Regions from separate parts of the Homo sapiens genome. Here region 1 is linked to region 2. Evidence: chromatin loops called from intact Hi-C (ENCODE). Cell type or tissue: PC-9. All regions are shown on one strand. Each heading gives the region's core, and the rest is flanking DNA. Links, peaks and the distances in the headings are about the cores only.

Region 1 (11,283 bases), core at 1,188-9,187, 440 kb after region 2:
GGGAGGCTGAGGCAGGAGGATTGCTTGGGGTCAGGAGTTCGAGACCAGCCTGGGAAACATAGCAAGATCCCCATCTCTATCAAAAAAAAAAAAAAAAGAGAGAGAGAGAGACAATGTGTTCTATGTATACCAACATACCATGTTGTACACATTAAATGTATGCAATAAAAGACTGAGTGTGTGTTTTAAGCACTTGGATTATATTATTCAATCCTTTCAAACAAGAATATCCCAAATAAGTATCCTCGTTTTACAGATGAGGAATTGAGGCCCAGAGAGGTTAATGAACTTGTCCTGGGCCACACAGCTTACAAGTGGAGAACTTAGGTGTGAGCTCAGGTCTGTGTGAGTCTAGAGACTGAGCTCCCAACTCCTGGCAGTGCTGCTCCACCTTTACCAGCTCCAGAGTGTGCCCTGTGGGGCCTGGCACAGTGTTGGGCTCCAGACATTCACTGTTGGCTTCCTGTGGTACCTTCCTGTGTGTATAGAGATCACTTCACATGGCCTTGCATTCATCCTCGTAAATTATTCATTTTCTCCACCACCGTTTTGTAAACTTGGCCTGCTGTGAACAGTTGCTCTTTGGTCTTCTTTTTAGTCCTGAGGAAGCAGGACTCCTTCTCCTGGTGTGATTTGCTGAGGCTGCACCTGGAAAAGACTCAGAGCCTTGGACAAACATTCTGTGCCTGTAGCTTCTCTGATCTGACAAGATGAATGGCAAAGCCTTGGGTAGCAGGGGAAAGGCAGCCTTGACGAGTTGTGTCAGGTCTGCCAGGCTCTGTACTGTGTACTCACGGCCTGCAGGAGTTGGTAAGGTCCCCGTATATGCATGACCACTTCCCCTTCCTTCTCTCCTTCCTCCTCTTTCTGGCTGCCAGAGGCCCTCCCATGGAGCTGGACATCTGTGCACTGAGAAGGGCCCTGTGCAGGCTGCTTTTGTGGGAAGCAGAATCACAGCAGGGTTTGGGGTATGTGGGTAAGTCACTTGGAGTTGCTGCCGGGGTCACCACAGGCCTAGGTACCTGCTATGCATGCCTATGATAATAGAAGCTAGGAATTATTCGGTCCTGCAAAAAGTCTTGTGAGAGTTAGGCAATGCCAAGGTTCCACCCCCTCCCCACCACCCCATTTCGGCACCCCAAGGGGATCTGGCTCCCATGATCACCACATGCCAATATCCTCATAGTGAAAGGAAGTGTAGATCTGCCTCCAGGAGCAGATGTGAGCCAGTAGTGCTAATCACAGCGGCTATGATTTAGTGAGAATTTGTGTGTCAGGCACATTGCTGAACCTTTTATATACATTTTCTCAATCCTTATAAACCCCAGTGAAATACAAACTATCATCATTTCTAATTCACAGTTGCAGAAATGAATGCTTGGAAAAACTAATTTTTGCTTTCTCAATGCATCACATCACTGCTAAGTGGCCAAGTCAGGACTCAAACCCATATTGTCTGACTGTAAAGCTCAGAGAAATGTTTACTATGAAGCTACTGAGACTTAAGCCCCGGCACCTCCATTTGCATAAGTCCCTTCCCAAGTGCTAAGTGGATCCTAGCAATGTGTTCACATGGTCATATGTGTTTTTGTTGTTGTTTTTTTGTTTCATGTTTCTTGTAGAGATGGATGCTGTTCAGGCTGGTCTTGAACTCCTGGGCTCAAGCAATCCACCTGCCTTGGCCCCCTAGAGTTTTGGGATTACAGGTGTGAGCCACCATGTGTGGCTGGTCATATAATTTTTAAAAATCTGTGGCTGGGCACGGTGGCTCACATCTGTAATCCCAGCACTTTGGGAGGCCGAGGTGGGTGGATCACCTGAGGTCAGGAGTTTGAGACAAGCCTGGCCAACATGGTGAAAACCCGTCTGTACTAAAAATATAAAAATTAGCTAGGCATGGTGGTGGGCACTTGAAATCCCAGCTACTCGGGAGGCTGAGGCAGGAGAATCGCTTGAACCTGGGAGGCAGAAGATGCAGTGAGCCGAGATTGCACTAGTGCACTCCAGCCTGGGCGACAAGAGTGAAACTCCATCTCGGAAAAAAAAAAAAAAAAAAAAATTTTGTAAAACTAGGCCAGGTGCACAGTGACTCATGACTGTAATCCCAGTACTTTGGAAGGCTGAGGCAGGAGGATAGCTGGAGCCTAGGAGTTCGAGACCAGCCTGGACAACATACCAAGACCTCGTCTCTATGAAAAATAATAAAAAATTTTAAAAATTTGCAAAACTAGAAAATTTGCAATCTTAGTAGTTTGTTTCCTTACTCAGTTAAAACTACTGTTTCTTTCCATTCTGCCTTGCTTTTCTCCAATTTCCTCCAGTGTTGGGTGGAGCTGGGCATTTTGCGGATAGGCTAAGAGGAATCTGAGTTGGGATATCTTCAGTTTGAGTTGGTGGGATATATTAGTGTGCCTTGCAGTCCCTTCTGAGATTAAGTTATTGCTAGCTGTCCCACTGCAGGATGACTTCCTGGAATATCCTGCTGCCCACTGTGCCCACATGCCTGTGTCCTGACTTGATGTACAGAACTGTTAACAGAAAGGGATCCCAATCAGACCCCAAGAGAGGGTTCTTGGACCTCACACAAGAATTAGGGGTGAGTCCATGCAGTAAAGTGAAGACAAGTTTATTAGGAAATTAAAGGAATAAAAGAATGACTACTCCATAGGAAGAGCAGCAGCTTGGGCTGCTGGACTAAGGATACGTATAGTTATTTCTTACTTATATGCTAAACAAGGGGTGGATTATTCATTAGTTTTCTGGGAAAGGGGTGGACAATTCCTGTAACTGAGGGTTCCTCCCCCTTTTAGACCATATAGGGTAAATTCTTGATATTGCCATTGCATTTGTAAACTGTCATGGCGCTGGAGGGAGTGTCTTTCTGCATGCTAATGAATTATGATTAGTGTATAATGAGCACTGAGGATGATCAGAGGTCACTTTCCTCACCATCTCGGTTTTGGTGGGTTTTGGCCAGCTACTTTAACTGCAACCTGTTTTATCAGCAAGGTCTTTATGACCTGTATCTTCTGTCAGCCTCCTATCTCATCCTGTGACTTAGAATGCCTTAACCTCCTGGGAATGCAGCCCAATAGGTCTCAGCCTCATTTACCCAGCCCCTATTCAAGATGGAGTTGCTCTGGTTTAAACGCCTCTGACAAAGCCAGACGCTGGACTACAAAACTGAATGTGGCCTGTGTCTTCAGCACAGAGAGTATGTGGGAAGTGGAGGAGAAATGAGAAATCTTTTTTTTCTTTTTTTTTTTTTTTGAGACAGAGTCTCACTCTGTCGCCCAGGCTGGAGTGCAGTGGCACAATCTTGGCTCACTGCAAGCTCCGCCTCCCAGGTTCACGCCATTCTCCTGCCTCATCCTCCTGAGTAGCTGGGACTACAGGTGCCCACCACCACACCCAGTTAATTTTTTGTATTTTTAGTAGAGACAGAGTTTCACCTTGTTAGCCAGGATGGTCTCGATCTCCTGACCTCGTGATCCGCCCGCCTTGGCCTCCCAAAGTGCTGGGATTATAGGCGTGAGCCACCATGCCCATTGAAATGAGAAATCTTAAAAAAAACCAAACAACTATTACTAATCACAACCAGTTTTTATCTTTCTATTCTCTATATAGGCAATGATATCACAAAACTGTTGCCATATGAAAATGAAGAGGCAATCAAAGAATATGCACTGAAAAAATATAGAAAAATAATTTATAGAAATGTGTCAGGCAGTTAATAAAAAGGATTGTTATTTTTCTGGATTTTGTTAAAATTTGTGAATTTATCAGTTTTTTTAAAATGCGTAAATTGTGAGGACCTCTTTTCTCATTCTAGTTACTTTTACGTTAATTTTGTGTTTGTAATTTTGTATTATTTTTCTTAAAGAGGACCCGTCTTCCCAAACCTTGAGGTGACCCTGCTCAAACTCATGCTCTTAGCAATGGTGACACAGTGTCTGCCTCGGAAGCTTCCAGTCCTCAGTTTGGAAAGAGAAATGCCCAAGCCTGAGGGTACTTTAGAAAGTACTGTAAGCCGGGAGCGGTGGCTCACACCTGTCATCTCAGCACTTGGGAGGCCGAGGCGGTTGGATCACCTGAGGTCAGGAGTTCAAGACCAGCCTGACCAACATGGTGAAACCCCATCTCAACAAAAATATAAAAATTAGCCAAGCATAATGGCAGGTGCCTGTAATCCCAGCTACTCGGGAGGCTGAGGTGGGAGAATCGCTTGAACCCAGGAGGTGGAGGTTGCAGTGAGCCAAGATCGTGTCTTTGCACTCCAGCCTGGGTGACAGAGTGAGAATCTGTCTCAAAAAAAAAAAAAAAAGAAAAAGAAAAAGAAAAAGAAAATACTATGGTTGTCTTCTACTGAAGGTGGGAGGCTGAAGAGGGGGCAATAGCACAGCAAAGCCCCTCAGAGAGGGTTAGCAGCAGCAGACTGCAGTGGGGGTGGGATATGTCCAATGTTTGCAAAGAGCAAAAGGGGTGGGGCAACTTATACATCACTTAGCCCTTTGTAATGTATGGTGGCTTTCCTTATAGCCCCACCCAAACCTGAATTTGCTGATGCAGTTTCCTTGGAAATCTCAGTCCAAAGGGCATTTTTGGTGCCACCTTGAAGGTGAGGAAGCAGATGTTAGGGAGTGGAGCTGCTTCAGGTGCTGTCTGTTCAGCCTCCCTGAGAGCTCTGGAGTAGAGGAGGCAGAAATATGGCTGAAGGCAGGTGACTGCTGGTGCACTTGGAGTCAAGGTTGGAGCTTATCCTGTCCTATCTACTTCATTCTGGCCCCAGGGAGTTCCAGTGGCTGCAGGGCAGGAGCCTGGCTTTCCTTCAAGAATGTGTCTCCTTTTGTGGTTTTCATTTCTCCACCTGGTGTCTGGACTGCAAATTACAGGAGAGGATGATGCATTTGCTCTCCCCACCGAACAAAGGGATTGCAGTAGCAGTAGGTGGCATGGTCTTATCCAACTCCAGGCATGCTGCTGCCCCTGGCTCCCCTTGGAGCCACCAGGGCTCAAGCTGGTCACTGTCTTGGAGGAAGCTTCCCCTGGGGACAGGCTCACAGAGAAGGCTGCTTTGTTCAGAGGCTGTGGTGTAGGGAGAGGAAGGATGTGCCTACTGACTCCAAGTTTTTTTTTAAATTACTGTGCAGAGAGAGCACATTCTCATCTGGAATTCTAATAAATGGAGAGACAGAGGGAGGCAAATAACCACAGTTCTCAGAGTAGCCTAGCCAGGCTGCCCTGAGGTCTCCCCCAGAATTATCTGTTTCTGGCTTATGAGTGCAGGACCCTTGTTCCTCAGCCTGTCTTTATCATCCCCTCTGAATGAACAGCATGCACAGGTGTGAATGCATGCACACAGCCCATGCTACCTGCCCATCAGACCATAGGCACATTCCATTCCCTTCTATAACAATATATACACAGCAAACTTCTATACACAGTATACAGTATACATACATAATCAAATAGGTAGTATTTGGGACAATGCTGAATTGGGCTGAATTGTCTTCTTCCCAAATTCGTATGTTGAAGTCCCAACCCCGCAGTGCCTCAGAATGTGATTGAGTTTGGAGATAGGGTCTTTAAGGAGGTATTCGAGTTGAAAAGAAGTCATTAGTATAGGTACTGGATGGGGTTGGACTACCTCCTAATCCAGCATGACTGGTTTCCTTATAAGAAAGGGAAATTAGGACACAGATATGTAAAGAGGGAAGACTATCTGAAGACACAGAGAGAAGATGGCCATGCACAAGCCAAGGAGAGAGTCCTGAGAAAAACCCAACCCTCCCTGACACTTGGATCTCAGACTTCTGGTCTCCAGATCTGTAAGAAAAGAAATTTGGTTGCTTAAGCCACCCAGTCTGTGGTATTTTGTTACAGCAGCCCTAGCAAACAATACAGATAATGATAGCAACTTCATTGCATCAGATATCAACAAGCAGGAAAAGGTATACCTCAAGACTTATGTTGCCTTGTTTTAACACACTGATTATTAGGAATTTCACATTTGGGGCTTTGGAGCCACTGGTCCATGCCAGGCCTGTTGTTTCCTTCAGAACTCGCAATGACTTTTGCTAAAGTTATCTGCACCCCAGCATCCTCTGGTGAATTCCTGTACTTGCCATCATCCCTGATACACTAGGGGTTTTGAAGCCTGTGGACTTTTCTTTTCTCCCTCATTCAACAGCCTGATCATGAAGCAGGAAAGAAAGGAAAATGTGTGCCACGCCTGACTGGTTTTTGTGTTTTTTTGGTGGAGACGGGGTTTCGCTGTGTTGGCCGGGCTGGTCTCCAGCTCCTAACTGCGAGTGGTCCGCCGGCCTCGGCCTCCAGTGGTGCCGGGATTGCGGACGGAGTCTGGTTCACTTGGTGCTCGGTGGTGCCCAGGCTGGAGTGCAGTGGCGTGGTCTCGGCTCACTGCGGCCTCCACCTCCCAGCCGCCTGCCTTGGCCTCCCGGGGTGCCGAGATTGCAGCCTCTGCCTGGCCGCCACCCCATCTGGGAAGTGGGGAGCGTCTCTGCCTGGCCGCCCATCGTCTGGGACGTGGGGAGCCCCTCTGCCTGGCTGCCCAGTCTGGAGGGTGAGGAGCGTCTCTGCCAGGCCGCCATCCCATCTAGGAAGTGAGGAGCGCCTCTTCCCAGCCGCCATCCCCTCTGGGAGGTGAGGAGCGTCTCTGCCCGGCCGCCCCGTCTGAGAGGTGGGGAGACCCTCCGCCTGGCAGCCGCCCCATATGAGAAGTGAGGAGCCCCTCCGCCCGGCAGCCACCCCGTCTGGGAAGTGAGGAGCGTCTCTGCCCGGCAGCCACCCCATCCGGGAGGGAGGTGGGGGTCAGCCCCCGCCAGGCCAGCCGCCCCGTCCGGGAGGGAGGTGGGGGGGGTCAGACCCCCGCCCGGCCAGCCGCCCCGTCCGGGAGGGAGGTGGGGGGGTCAGCCCCCCGCCCGGCTAGCCGCCCCCTCCGGGAGGTGAGGGGCGCCTCTGCCCGGCCGCCCCTACTGGGAAGTGAGGAGCCCCTCTGCCCAGCCACCACCCTGTCTGGGAGGTGTACCCAACAGCTCATTGAGAACGGGCCATGATGACAATGGCAGTTTTGTGGAATAGAAAGGGGGGAAAGGCCGAGAAAGGATTGAGAAATCGGATGGTTGCCATGTCTGTGTAGAAAGAGGTAGACACGGGAGACTTTTCATTTTGTTCTGTACTAAGAAAAATTCTTCTGCCTTGTGATCCTGTTGATCTGTGACCCTACCCCCAACCCTGTGCTCTCTGAAACATGTGCTGTGTCCACTCAGGGTTAAATGGATTAAGGGTGGTGCAAGATGTGCTTTGTTAAACAGATGCTTGAAGGCAGCATGCTCGTTAAGAGTCATCACCACTCCCTAATCTCAAGCACCCAGGGACACAAACACTGCGGAGGGCCGCAGGGTCCTCTGCCTAGGAAAACCAGAGACCTTTGTTCACTTGTTTATCTGCTGACCTTCCCTCCACTATTGTCCTATGACCCTGCCAAATCCCCCTCTGTGAGAAACACCCAAGAATGATCAATAAAAAAAAAAAAAAAAAAAAAAAAAAGGAAAATGTGTGACTGTAGCTTTTCTTAAATAAGGAATAGGGCCTACATCTGGAGGAGTGGAAAGCTGGACAAAGGGTTAAGATCTATATAGAGCGATGGGCTGGGTATCAGAAAAGGGGGAAAGAAATTGCTACAGCAAAGAAGGAGGATCTAGCTGGGGGAGAGAACCTGGAAGAAGTGAGAGCTGGTTCCAAGAGAAGGAACAGCCTGCAGAGGGGTGTGAATGCACAACTAGTAGGATAGCACTAGCCAGTAGCACTTTTGGTGATGATGGGATATTCTATGTTTTCAGTGTTCAATATGGTAGCCTCTGGTCACATGTGGCAATCAAGCATCTGAAATGTGGCTAAGTGTAACTAAGGAACTGAATTCTTGGTTTTAGTTAAGTTTAAATATAAATAGCTACATGTGGCTATCATATTAGACAGCATGGTTCTAGAGCTCAGACACAGCCCACTGTTGCTTGCTTACCCAGCAGTTACCTGCCTTTTTCCTTGCTTACAAACCCCCCATTTTGTTCAGGCAGTCAGGAGCCATGTGCTTCAGGAGAGACTGGGCCCCTTACAGCTATAGGGGGAGAGGTGACTCTTGATTAGTCTAAGCCAGTTATGGTAATTATGTTCCTCTTGCTCGTGATTGGTTTAGGAGTTGGCAGATGATGCAAATCCAGCCAATGAGACATAATGGGGAGTCTGCTGGAGGATTCCGAGAATGTTCTCCTTGATCTTAAAAAGGGGTCAAAAAGAGGGACTAGTTCTCCTTCTGGCGCTTAGATGTGTGAAGATGTGATGCTTAGAGTTGCAGCCACCATCTCATGCCCATAGGGGGACAAAAGCCAGTATGATGAGGATGGCTGATCTAAAAGATGGAAAAAGAATCTGGGTCTCCAATGATGTTATCAAGCCACATCAGAACCAACCTTGGGATGGCCCCATCCTCTTTGTTAGTAAAGACAGTTTATTAGGAAATTAAAGGAATAAAAGAATAAAAGAAGACTTGTGTCTTCTGTTAAATGCAGTCACGGGAACTCTTTTGGGGATAGCAAATATGTGGCATTTAAGTCTGTTTCTGCCTCCAATGTGAATTCCCTAAAGTATAGCACTTTTTCTCATTGTTCTTAAACCACTGTTCCAAGCAGCTACTACCAATCAAGTGGATTTAATATGCTAAATAAAAATCTGTTTGCTATTCCTACTCTAGGGCAAAAGAACACAAGCATCTGCTTTGCCACAAACTCCCCCACGAACATATTCTTCCCACTGGTCCTGGCTAACAGTTGGAAAATACTCACGTAAGATCAACAACACATCAATACCCATGACACCAGCCCACAGAAACAATTCAAATAAACCTGAATTGGAGAAACAGGTTTTCTCTATACCTAAGGACATTAAAAAAGTGCTCATTTTTTGAAGGGTCAATTCATGCTTAGAAGGGAAGCCAGTCACACAGCAATCTGTATTTGAATATAATGGAGCAAAAAAAAAATGCTCTTTTATTAATCTGATATACACTAAATATCTTTGCAGCTGTTACATGAATGTTAGTTATCTGGCATATAAATGTATACACAATTCCAAGTTTGATAGATTTATGCTGTACACGAGCCATCCCACATGGAGCATGCCCTTTCACAAGGATACGCATGGCTGTCTCGGGATATTTGTCAAAACACATTTGGTCAAACATTTTGGCAATTGGAAATCAGACACAGAGGAGCATACAGGAAAGATGAGTTCACAACAGGACCAGCTGTACTTAAGATGAAAACTCCAAAACCTGAAACAGAATTTACACATGCAGCACACGTATATACAGTACAATAGGGGTAACTGGAACATTCATAGCAGGAGATCTTACACAGCATTAAAAACAGGAAGAATAAAAAAGGAAAACAAAGCCAAACAATCCAAACACCAAAACCGACAGGACCATTGCCAAGATCTCATTAAAATAGACAGTGGATAGTACGTTTAGCATATGTTCAAAATGGAAGTTCACCTGAAAGAGAAAACTCTTCTATCATGTTATTTAGTGTATCTAGATAGTAACAAAAGACATATGATCTGTTCAATATGTTCCTGGATCAGGATGAGGATACATAACTGCATGGATGCTAAGAAAGTGTATATTAAAAAAGACATTTCTTTTTTCTTCTGACTGACATAGGACATAGATTCAGTAAAGCAAATATATAACAATAGCAGCGGAGATGAAGTTAGGCCAATTTGTCAAGTTCTATCTAGGTAGGCCTGGTGAATATCAAGGCAAGAAAGGAGTTTCCTTCTTGGATGACTACGTGGGCGCAAGAGGGGAGACACTTTGCAACTTCAAACTAGTTTCATTTTGTTTGCATAGCATGAAATAGCCAATTTTACTGTACATTCTTTCTGAAGGAATGACACCCATAGATAACAGTGGATTCTCTGTACTGGGTCCTATTCTGAGTCAATACAAATGCAGAAAGAAACCCTTTGTGAATCACATGAGGTTGAGCTTGCTAAGTCTTTCCCCTTCCTTGGACTTAGGGGCAATGCTGACCCATAAATCCATGATACTCAATGTGATGTGGCCTGTGTCTATGCAGTGGGAGGCCAAGCATTCTTTAGGGCTTTAGATGGTGGTATGCTGGCAAATGTTTAACAACTGTCTTAGGGGTTAGGAGGAGTCTGATTTGCATGGCTTTGTTGCTTTCCATGGCTTTGTTGCTTTCCATGGTATAAATACCACCACTATAGCTGATCTCAAACTACAAAAATACTGTCACTTGGGAAGGTGTGTGTAGTAGTATACCTGTATACAGTATTTCTACCATACAGACATAATAGGCATACATTACCTCATGGGCACAGATAATGGTAAAATGTAGTAAAATAAGTAGAAAGTGATGAGCTTTGACTATATGTTGCCTTTGCTTTTAGCTATAATTTATCTAATCTTATTTAATTTTTTAGTAATAGCTATGTTTCTCAACTGACTCTCAAAAGTTCTGAAAGTTTAACAATCAGTTCGGATGAACCGGTTCAAAGCTATTCCAGCTCATCACTAGCTTTAGATGACTCCAGCCCCTGTGAGCAGGCTGCCTAGTCACTCCCCAGGCACCACAAAGCTGTTTTGGACTTTGCACCCCTGCTGCTGGGGTAGATTACCCGCTTGAGTTGAAACCCGTCTGAGTCTGAACAAAGGGTTGAAAACTGCTTTCTGCTCCTAGTCCTGGGCACTCTTGGATCTAAGGGGAGCATGAATGCAATAAAGTAGGCAGAGAGTGGACAATCTCAGCAATTTCAGCATTCAGACCTGACTGGAAGGCACCTAGCCTTCAGCACCAAGTGGGGAATCTTCTGCAGACATGGAGAGTACCATCTACCTCCACTAGCCAATGAATCTCAAGAACCCAGGTAGGAACATCCTGGTCTTTCAGGAGTCAAACGCTGAGCTCTCAGACTTCTGCTCTGGAGATGGGCTGCTCTGATTCCATACCAGCTGTGCCCATCCTATCAGGGCACAGGCACTGAAAAGCAATTGGAAATCCAGCCCTGCACAGGGAGCTGTGCCAAAGCCAGCAGCCTTGCGTTCACACTCCCCCTGCACCCATTCCTGTTCTTCACCTTCTCCTCCTCTGTGCCTCCACAACAGGCATGGATGGGCCTTTCATCCCAAGTGCCCCAGGAAAGCTTGGCCTTGCTTTTGTACACTGCTAGAATTAAGAGGTT
Region 2 (11,283 bases), core at 1,780-9,779:
ATCCTTCCGTGGTGGCCTCCCAAAGCACTGGGATTACGAGTGTAGGCCGTCATGACCAGCCCTATCCATATCTTTTTTTTTTTTTTTTTTTGAAACAGAGTTTCACTCTGTTGCCCAGGCTGGAGTGTAGTGGCACAATCTCAGCTCAATGCAGCCTCAACCTCCTGGGTTCAAGCAATTCCCCCACCTCATTCTCCAGAGTAGCTGGGACTATAGTCACTATAGTCACCTGCTACCATGCCCAGCTAATTTTTTTTTTTTTTTTTTTAGATGGAGTCTCGCTCTGTCACCAGGCTAGAGTACAATGGTGCCATCTCAGCTCACTGCAACATCCGACGCCCTGGTTCAAGGGATTCTCCTGCTTCAACCTGCCAAGTAGCTGGGATTACAGGCACACACCACCATGCCCAGCTAATTTTTGTATTTTTAGTAGAGACGGGGTTTCACCATGTTGGCCAGGATGGTCTCGATCTCCTGACCTTGTGATCTGCCTTCCTTGGCCTCCCAAAGTGCTGGGATTACAGGCGTGACCCACTGCACCCAGCCATGCCCAGCTAATTTATTATTTTTTGTAGATACGGGATCTCCCTGTGTTGCCCAGGCTGGTCTTTAACTCCTGGGCTCAAGTAGTCCTCCTGCCTCGGCCTCCCAAAGTGCTGGGATTACAATGAGCAACCACACCTGGTCCCATATTTTTGTTTGTTGTTTTTGAGAGAGGATCTTACTTCATCACCCTGGTTGGAGTGTCGTGATGTGATCATGGCTCAGTGTAGCCTCAACCTCCCTGGCTCAAGTGATTCTCCTGCCTCAGCCTCCTGAGTAGCTGGGACTACAGGTGCACACTACCATGCCCAGCTAACTTATGCATTTTTTGTAGAGTCAGAGTTTTGCTGTGTTGCCCAAGCTGGTCTCCAACTCCTGAGCTCAAGCGATCCACCTGCCTCAGCCTCCAAAAGTGTTAGGATTACAGGCATAAGCCACTGAGCCCAGCCCCCATCCTATTTTTAATGGACATTTGAGTGTCCAATGTTTGGCTCTTGCAAACAGTGTGAAGCATAGTTTTTATACTGAGTCCTGGTTTTAAGAGGGAGTGTTAAGTATTCAAGTTAAAAAAAAAAACAACAAAGACTGCTTGTGGCAAATAATAGAAACAAATGAACATTCCACAGATACCTTTGTTCACCCTAAAAATGGCTCCCAGGGTTGGAAGCCCATATGGGAAAGAGGAAAAAAGAAAGAGAGCCCAGAGCCGAGAGTGATTTACAGTTCAGTCTGCCGCCCCTGTTTGCTTCTCCAAGGCAACCCATTGCCCCTCCTTCTAATTTGGCCTAAATCAGTAGCTTTTCAAAACACCTGCTGGTTATCCAAACTGGCCCGTTTAAGGGCTCTGTGATGGATTCATTGTTATGCGGTCAACCAACCAAGATGGGGGAACCCGGGAGGCAGAGCTTGCAGTGAGCCGAAATCGCGCCACTGCACTCCAGCCTGGGCGACAGAGCGAGACTCTGTCTCAAAATAAATAAATAAATAAATAAATAAATAAATAAATAAATAAATAAATAAACGAACCACATCTTCAACTTCAGGGGTTTTGTTTTGCTTGTTTTGTTTTTCTTTAGTAGGCTACATTGTAACATGACCTTACCTCTCCATTGCATTTGCAATATGATGCTGATTGCCTTATTTTCTGACTTCCTCCATTTAGAGTAGTTTTTCTCTGGCTAAAATGTTACTACCCTCTTCTATGACTTCCTCATTTTTGTTTTTGTTTTGCTTTCTATTTTGTCTATGGGTGTACAATCAATGATATTTATATGGCCTGGATAACAGAGGTGGGAACTCATGTGCTGATATCCCTTAGAAACTAGGAGTTTTCAATAGTTAAACAATTCAAGAGTAATTACTTACTTTTTTTTTTTTAGATGAATTTTGCTCTTGCTGCGCAGACTGGAGTTCAATGGTGCGATATTGGTTCACTGCAACCTCCACCTCCTGGGTTCAAGTGATTCTCCTGCCTCAGCCTCCCAAGTAGCTGGGATTACAGGAATGCGCCACCAGGCCTGACTAATTTTGTATTTTAGTAGAGACAGGGTTTCATTATGTTGGTCAGGCCGGTCTCGGACTCCTGACCTCAAGTGATCCTCCCGCCTCAGCCTCCCAAAGTACTGGGATTACAGGCGTGAGCCACCACGCCCAGCCTGAGTAATTACTTTTTAATGATATGTAGTTATGAATGTGCATATATGCTCACAATATATTAAGTGCAAATTACAGAACTGCATTGTATGCTCTATTTCTGATATATATATATATATATATATATATATATTTTTTTTTTTTTTTTGAAATTAATTTATTATTTTTTTCAGACAGAGTCTTGCTCTGTCGCCCAGGCTGGAGTGGAATGGTGCAATCTCAGCTCACTGCAACCTCCACCTCCCGGACTCAAGCAATCCTCCCACCTCAGCCTCCTGAGTGGCTGGGATTACAGATGCCTGCCACCATGACTGACTAATTTTTGTATTTTTAGTAGAGATGGAGTTTCACCACGTTGGCCAGGCTGGTCTCAAACTCCTGACCTCAAGTGATCCATCTGCCTTGGCCTCCCAAAGTGCTGGGATTACAGGCGTGAGCCACTGGGCCCAGCCGAAAGTAAGTTTTAACTGAACTTGGAAGTATCTGATCTTTATCTGAAAGGACTGTTAACCATGGCACCAAGGACAACCTTACTGATTCTTTTTGCAATTCGAGTTCTAATAAATTTAAAACATAATTTCTCTGTACACTGTGTAATATTCATTTTTGTTCTCTTCAGTTTGCCTGACACAATTTGGGCCCAATACACTTTTGGTAAATGAGTAATATGAATAAATGGAATGGAGATCTCACAGTGTGAGAATCTCAGCCAACTACAGTAATGGGAAGGGGGCTGGTTTACAAGGTTGATAAAGAGATGCATTTTTATTTGTCAGCATCCAGAGGTCCATATGGACAGGGTTTGCCTTCTACCTGCTGCTAGGAATACTAGCCTAGTCTCTGTGATTTTAAAAATAACCCAAGAGGCGGCCGGGTGTCGTGACTCACGCCTGTAATCTCAGCACTTTGGGAGGCCAAGGTGGATGGATCACAAGGTCAGGAGATCGAGATGATCCTGGCTAAGACAGTGAAACCCTGTCTCTACTAAAAATACAAAAAATTAGCTGGGTCTGCTGGCGTGCACCTGTAATCCCAGCTATTTGGGAGGTTGAGGCAGGAGAATCGCTTGAACCTGGGAGGCAGAGGTTGCAGTAAGCTAAGATTGTCCCACTGCACTCCAGCCTGGGCAACAGAGCGAGACTCTGTCTCAAAAATAAATAAGTAAATAAAAATAAAAAACGCAAGAGGCTATGTTTTAGGTACATAAAGATATTAGAATTTTCATATTTTTTCAGACCTGTGCTCTATCCTACACAGCATTCAAATCCAGCAGGATTTATATGCCTGATTCTAAAAGTCGATCTCAAAGCTTACGAATCAACCCCCATCCTAGTTAACCCATTATGGCTTTATCATCCCTGAACTTATCTAACATCCTACTCCTTTTTTTTTTTTTTTTTTTTTTGAAACAGTGTTTCACTGTCATACCCCAGGCTGGAGTGCAATGGCACAATATCGGCTCACTGCAACCTCCACATCCCGGGTTCAAGCAATTCTCCTGCCTCAGCCTCCCGAGTAGCTGGGATTACAGGCACGCGCCTCCACGCCCGGCTAATTTTTGTATTTTTAGTAGAGATGGGGTTTCACCATGATGGCAGGGCTGGTCTTGAACTCCTGACCTCAAGTGATCCGCCCACCTCGGCCTCCCAACGTGCTAGGATTATAGGCATGAGCCACTGCGCCTGGCCCTAATATCCTACTCTTATATTTATGTTTGTTCTAGAAACAATTTTGGGTGAAATTTTATGTTTACTAAAGATAGACAAAAATCACCCATAACCCGGCTACCCCATCTCAGGGGGTGTATAGCCATCACTGACCTTTGAATTTGTCGTGAAAGCCTGGAAAGATGTCAATGGTACCTAAAAGACATACGATGGAAGATTTTTTTTTTAACTTAGAAAGGCTCAACTTAAAGCTTATATTGGAAAAAGTAAATTATTCTTAATTCAGAGCACAAACCAGTCAAATCTGCCAATCATCAACAGATGGCATCTTTCACACATTGTACATGCCACAGTCTAAAACAAAATTTGCAAATTGACTATAAGAGTAAAAATTTGAGCCCACACACTGCTTTTTATTTTTTCACTCATTGTATATAAGATGAGTTTTAAGTATATTCTGGTTACTAGTTTAGGTCCAGTGGATACAGCAATGAACACAACCACTATCAAAGCTTTTATGTAAACTGATGTTTTGGGCAACACAGACAATAAAAAAGATAAGTGAAATTTTAGTGCATTAAATTGTATTAAGAGCGAAGAAGAGAAAACAACGCAGGTAAGTGGTAGATTAAATTTTAGCCTGTGGCCAGGAAGTGTCACTAAGATATCTTTGTGGCCGGACAAGGTGGCTCACACCTGTAATCCCAACATGTGGGGAGGTTGAGGCGGGAGGATCTCCTGTCCAGGATTTTGAAACCAGCCTGAGCAACATGGGCAGATTCCACCTGTACAAAAAATAAAAACATTAGCCAGGCATGGTGGCCGGTGCCTGCAGTCCCAGCTACTTCGGAGGCTGAGGTGGGAAGATCTGCTTGAGCCTAGGAGTTCAAGGCTGCAGTGAGCTGTGATCCTGCCACTGCCCTCCAGCCTGGGTGACAGAGTAAGACTCTGTCTCACAAAAAAAGAAGGAAAAAAAAAAAAGAAGTCTCTTGAAGAGAGGTAGGAAGGCAGTGAGGGAGCCAGCAATGCAGACTCTAATGAGAAGGGCATCTTGGGCCCAGGGAAGTGGGTGTGAAGAGGCCAGAGTATGCAGATGATTGAAAAGGTCAGTGTGGCTGGTGCTGGGAGAAGGAGGGATTGGAGGAGGAGATGAGGACAGAGAAGAGGGGTGGTGAAGATTAAACGTGGCCTTGTAGGTCATCGTAGGGCTTTGGCTTTCGCTCTGAATGAGAGTTAAAGCCATTTGACAGTTGGTTGCAGATATTATGACATTTTATCCCTAAAAACTTCAGCATGCATCTCTTAAAATAAGGACACTCTATGTAGATATTCATTAGTAGAAGTTTGCTTTTTAAAAATTATTATCATTGGCCGAGAGCTGTGGCTCATGCCTGTAATCCCAGCACTTTCGGAGGCCGAGGCGATTGGATCACTTGAGGTAAGGAGTTTGAGACCAGCCTGGCCAACATGGCGAAACCCTGTCTCTACTAAAAATACAAAAATTAGCCAGGTGTGGTGGTGTGGGCCTGTAATCCCAGCTACTTGGGAGGCTGAGACAAAATTGCTTGAACCCAGGAGGTGGAGGTTGCAGTGAGCTGAGATCGTGCCACTGCACTCCAGCCTGGGCAACAGGGCAAGACTCCATCTCAAAAAAACAAAACAAAACAAAATTATCATTATTTATTTAGAGATAGAGTCTCACTCTGATCCAGGCTGATATACAGTGGTACAATCATCACTCACTGCAGCCTCGGCCTCTAGGCTCTAGTAATCCTCCCACCTCAGCCTCCTACGTAGCTGGGACCAGACACCTGCCACCACACCTGGTTAATTTTTTTTTTAACTTTTTGTAGAGACGGTGCCTCACTGTGTTGTCTGTCTCGAACTTCTGCACTTAAGTGACCCTCCTGCCTCAGCTCCCATACAGGTGTCGGTCCCAGGCTTGAAAATTACTTAATATTCCCAAATCATCTAATATCCATCTTACGTTCAAATTTCCCAAATTGTTATGTAAATAATTTTGGAAATCATATCTATTGATTAAAGAACGTAAATAAATACACGTGCCTGACACTGCCTTCATGCAGTCTTTCCAAGTGCAGATTTCTTTTTTAACTTCACCCTGGAACGTAGCTCAGGAAGGTGATGCAGTTTGCCTAGTGGACAGTAGGGGGCGCCACAAGCCCGTTATGCTATTTGCCAGCATTGGTGACTTCCGTAGTGGAGGAGTGGGTGCCCAGGGTTCTGGGTAATTTTCACAGTGTCACACAAGACCTGTGATTTCAGGGTGCGCTCAGAACCCCACAATGTCACCATTTCTGTAAAGGAGGTCATAAAGACTTCAAAGCAGAATTGAATTTTATTCTGTTAAAAGCCAGCTCAAGCCATGCAGTACTTTTTGGGGTGATTTTCAAAACTGTGCTGTGAAATCAAATTAACAAAAAGCTATAATTCACTGAACTAACCACTTAAAGGAAATGACCGTAATCATTTCTCAAAAGCAAACTGAGAAATGCTTGGGAAATTTGTTTTCTTTAAAATTTTACTTTTTACTTTTTTTTTTTTTTTTTTTTTTTTTTTTTTTGAGACGGAGTCTCGCTCTGTCGCCCAGGCTGGAGTGCAGTGGCGCGATCTCAGCTAACTGCAAGCTCCGCCTCCCGGGTTCACGCCATTCTCCTGCCTCAGCCTCCCAAGTAGCTGGGACTACAGGCGCCCACCACCACGCCCGGCTAATTTTTTGTATTTTTAGTAGAGACGGGGTTTCACCGTGTTAGCCAGGATGGTCTCAGTCTCCTGACCTCGTGATCCACCCGCCTCGGCCTCCCAAAGTGCTGGGATTACAGGCGTGAACACCGCGCCCAGCTTAGGCATTACCTTTCTTTCTTTTTCTTTTTTTTTTTGAGATGGAGTTTAGCTCTTGTTGCCCAGGCTGGTATGCAATGGCGTGATCTCGGCTCACCGCAACTTCCGCCTCCCGGGTTCAAGCAACTCTCCTGCCTCAGCATCCCGAGTAGCTGGGATTACAGGCATGCGCCACCACGCCCTGCTGATTTTGTATTTTTAGTAGAGACGGGGTTTCTCCATTTTGGTAGGGCTGGTCTCAAACTCCCAACCTCAGGTGATCCGCCCGCCTCAGCTTCCCAAAGTGCTGCGATTACAGGTGTGAGCCACTGCGCCAGGCGGCATTACCTTTCTTAATGAAAGAAACATGCTTTTGCCACCACATTCTTCCAGATTGGTTTTTTGTTTTTGTTTTTTCAGTTCCTTACTTGCTTTATATATTGCCTGGAATCCAGTATATTTCTTCTTGCAAGTAAGTATTCCTGCAGCCCACAGACATTCGTTTGTGTTTTTCTTTCTTTCTTTTTTTTTTTTTTTTTTTTTTGAGACGGAGTTTTTCTCTTGTTGCCCAGGCTGGAGAGGCTGGAGTGCAGTGGCGCAATTTCGGCTCACTGCAACCTCTGCCTCCCGGGTTCAAGCGATTCTCCTGCCTCAGCCTCCTGAGTAGCTGGAATTACAGGCGCCCGCCACCATGCCCAGCTAATTTTTTGTATTTTTAGTAGAGATGGGGTTTCACCATGTTGGCTAGGCTGGTCTTGAACTCCTGATCTCAGGTGATCCATCCGCCTCGGCCTCCCAAAGTGCTGGGATTACACACATGAGCCACCACACCCGGCCCTCGTTTGTGTTTTTCATTCCTTTTTTTTTTTTTTTTTTTTTTTTTTTTTGAGATTGAGTCTCATTCTGTCGCCCAGGCTGGAGTGCAGTGGCACGATCTTGGGTCACTGCAACCTCTGCCTCCCAGGTTCAAGCACTCCTCCTGCCTCAGCCTCCCCAGTAGCTGGGACTACAAACACACACCACCATGCCCAGCTAATTTTTGTATTTTTGGAAGAGACAGGGTTTCACTATGTTGGCCAGGCTGGTCTCGAACTGCACCTCATGATCTGCCCGCCTCGGCCTCCCAAAGTGCTGGGTTTACAGGCGTGAGCCACGCAACTGGCCTGTTTGTTTTTTTGAGATGGGGTCTCTGTTGTCCAGGCTGGACTTGGCTCACTGCAGCCCCAACTTCCCGAGTTCATGTGATCCTCCCACTTCAGCCTCCCTAGCAGCTGGCACTACAGGTGTGCGCCACCAACCTGGCTAATTTTTTTGTATTTTTGGTAGAGATGGGGTTTCACCATGTTGCCCAGTCTTGTCTCGAACTCCTGGGCTCAAGCGATCTGCCTGCCTTAGTCTCCCAAAGTGCTGGGATTATAGGCGTGAGCCACCAAGCCCGGCCTGACATCTGACATTTGTTATAATTTGTATAGCTCTCAACCTGGCTTGTTTCTTCATTGCCTCATATTTTTCTTTCTCAATTTCCTCCCCCACTCCACTCCCCGCTCCTTTTTTTTTTATTGAAGTGCATCCTCAAGGAACTTCATTAAGAAAGAGTATGTAGTAAGTAAACGTGCTGAATCCTGGCAGTTTGAAAATGTCATTATCTGCCTTTACTTTTGATACCTGGTTTAGATGATAAGGAATTCTAGGTCCTAAAAAATTATCCACAGCATTTTGAAAATCTCGGTGTTTAGCATCCTATTTTCAGTCCCTTTCTCTGTTTTCCTCTCCTCTCATGCAGACTCCAGTCCACACCCTGTCTGGGCGGAGAAGTCTCACTCCTCCAGAGTCTGCTCCCACACATAACCCCCTACTCCACTCCCTCTGTCTACAATTCATGTTCTCTTTTCATCTCCCAGAAATGTGTTGAAATCTCTCAACTGCTGATGCCCAAATCATGCCTCATCATCTTTGTGACTATGGATTTATACTCTTTTAAATTCTTTATCGCTTCATTAGTATCTTAAGAAGAATGACAAACCTACATGCTAAGTTTACCTTCTTGAATTGGAATCTGTTTTATATAAATATAGGTTGTTGGGGTTTTTTTTTGCCTTTTTATTTGTTTTCATAAATACAAGTACTGTGTTTAACTCTGTTTTGCTAAATACACACAAACTATTGCTACCATGTTTACATAGCAGTTTTGCAAAGTTAACTAGGTTCTTTGAATATTTGGAGTTACAGTACTGACATATTAACTGGTGGTTAAAGGTGAAAAAGAGGAATATAAAGGGGCTATACTTACTGTAAGTTAGAGGCTACAGCCCAAATTATTTTTGAGAGCAAGCATTTATTAATCCACAGCTTCCTGGAGCTGTACTCTGTATAGAAAAATTAGTATTCCTATTCCTAACAAGTTTCCAAGAGCAGGACAGATACAAGCATTTATACCAGCAAGTAGAGAGCAACCCCAGTCAGAAATAAATAATGTCAATTAGCAAAGTCATTATGATTCACAGCCCCTTTTTCTTTTTTTTTTAATATCATTTCAACTTTTACTTTAGATTTAGGGAGTACGTGTGCAGGTTTGTTCCAAGGGTATAGTGCATGATGCTGAGGTCTGGAGTACAATTGATCCCCTCATGCAGTTAGTGAGCGTAGTACCCAATAGTGTTTGTTGTTGTTGTTGTTGTTGTTGTTGTTTTTGAGACAGAGTCTCACTCTGTCACCCACGCTGGAGTTCAGTGGCACAATCTCGGCTCACTGCAACCTCCGCCTCCTGGGCTTAAGCGATTCTCTTGCCTCAGCCTCCCAAGCAGCTGGGCCTAAGGCACGCGCCACGGTGCCCGGCTAATTTTTGTATTTTCAGTAGACAAGGGGTTTCCCCATGTTGGCCAGGCTGGTCTCAAACTCCTGACCTCAGATGATCCGCCTGCCTAGGCCTCCCAAAGTGTTGGGATCACAGGCGTGAGCCACTGCGCCCAGCCTCAGTAGTTCGTTTTTTCACCCTTCTCTCTCCCTACCTCCTCCCACCCAGTAGTTCCCAGCGTCTATTGTTCCTATCTTTATGTCCTTGTGTACCCAATGTTTAGCTCACACTTATAAGTGAGAGCATGTGTTACTTGGTTTTCTGTTCCTGTATTAATTCGCTTAGGATAATAACCTTCAGCTTCCTCCATGTTGCTGCAAAGGACATGATCTCATTCTTTCTTATGGCTGCATAGTATATGTGTATATAAAAAAGAATAAGATCATATATGTACCACATATACACAATACTATATGTGTATTTGTACCACATTTTCATTATCCAGTGCACGGTTGATGGGCACCTAGGTTGAGTCCATGTTTTTGCTACTGTGAATCATGGTGTGATGAACATACGAGTGCATGTGTCTTTACGGAAGAATGATTTATTTTCTTCTGGATGTATACCCAGTAATGGGATTGCTGGGTTGAATGGTAGTTCTAAGTTCTTTGAGAAATCTCCAAACTTTTTTCCATAGTGACAACTAATTTACATCCCCACTAATAGTGTATAAGCATTCTCTTTTCTCCATAGCCTTGCAAGCATCTGTTATTTTAGGATTTTTTTTTTTTTTTTTTTTTTAAGACAGAGTCTTGCTTTTGTGGCCTAGGCTGGAGGTGCAATGGTGTGATCTCAGCTCACCACAACCTCCACCTCCCAGGTTCAAGCAATTCTCCTGCCTCAGCCTCCAGTGTAGCTGGGATCACAGGCATGTGCCACCACACCCGGCTAATTTTGTATTTTTAGTAAAGACGGGTTTTCCATGTTGGTCAGGCTGGTCTTGAACTCCTGACCTCAGGTGATCCACCCGCCTCTGCCTCCCAAAGTGTTGGGATTACAGGTGTGAGCCACTGTGCACGGCCATTTTATGACTTTTTAATAATAGCCATTCTGACTGGGGTGAGATAGTATCTCATTGCACTTTTTATTTGCATTTCTCTGATTATTCGTAATATTGAGCATTATTTTTTCATGTTTGTTGGCTGCTTGTATATCTTCTTTTGAGAAATGTCTATTCATGTCCTTTGCCCACTTTTTTTTTTTTTTTCTGTGACGGAGTCTCGCTTTGTCGCCCAGGCTGGAGTGCAGTGGCGCGATCTTGGCTCACTGCAACCTATGCCTCCTGGTTTATGCCATTCTACTGCCTCAGCCTCCTGAGTAGCTGGGATTACAGGTGCCCACCACCACCACACCCAGCTAATTTTTTGTATTTTTAGTACAGACGGGGTTTCAGCGTGTTAGCCAGGATGGTCTCGATCTCCTGACCTCATGATCTGCCCGCCTCGGCCTCCCAAAGTGCTAGGATTACAGGCGTGAGCCACCGTGCCCAGCCTTCTTTTTTTTTTTTGAGATGGAGTCTCACTCACTCTGTTGCCCAGGCTGGAGTGCAGTGTGTGATCTTGGCTGACTACAACCTCCACCTCCCATACCTCCACCTCCCGTGTTCAAGCGATTCTCCCGCCTCAGCCTCCCCAGTAGCTCAGATTACAGGTATGCACCACCATGCCCTGCTAACTTTTGTATTTTTAGTAGAGACAGTGTCTTGCCATGTTGGCCAGGCTGGTC

The links. Hi-C counts contacts between places; a loop is a spot of excess contacts. Peaks named below come from ENCODE experiments on the same cell type or tissue, not always from the same donor. Only the 100,000 strongest peaks of a DNase experiment are listed, where the experiment ranks them.
Region 1: a loop joins it to region 2, with 5 times the contacts of the local background. A loop is called at or near these places in 6 of 110 quality-filtered maps.

Annotation. Positions count from the first base shown.
Region 1 is chr5:76,331,701-76,342,983 of GRCh38, reverse strand. SV2C (synaptic vesicle glycoprotein 2C) reads right to left here. Exons shown (of 13, transcript NM_014979.4): 13 at 9,028-11,283. Among named protein-coding and RNA genes, the nearest start is that of SV2C-AS2, 26 kb to the right of the region's middle. RefSeq lists enhancers at 2,661-3,430, 5,908-6,538, 7,171-7,801 and a silencer at 4,711-4,936. In PC-9, for the core only: CTCF peaks have their summits at 4,680, 4,881 (motif pointing left) and 8,394; a DNase peak (open chromatin) is centred at 4,823.
Region 2 is chr5:76,769,503-76,780,785 of GRCh38, reverse strand. No RefSeq gene overlaps it. Among named protein-coding and RNA genes, the nearest start is that of F2RL1, 44 kb to the left of the region's middle. RefSeq lists enhancers at 1,025-1,643, 7,427-7,926. In PC-9, for the core only: CTCF peaks have their summits at 5,827 and 6,032 (motif pointing right); a DNase peak (open chromatin) is centred at 6,026.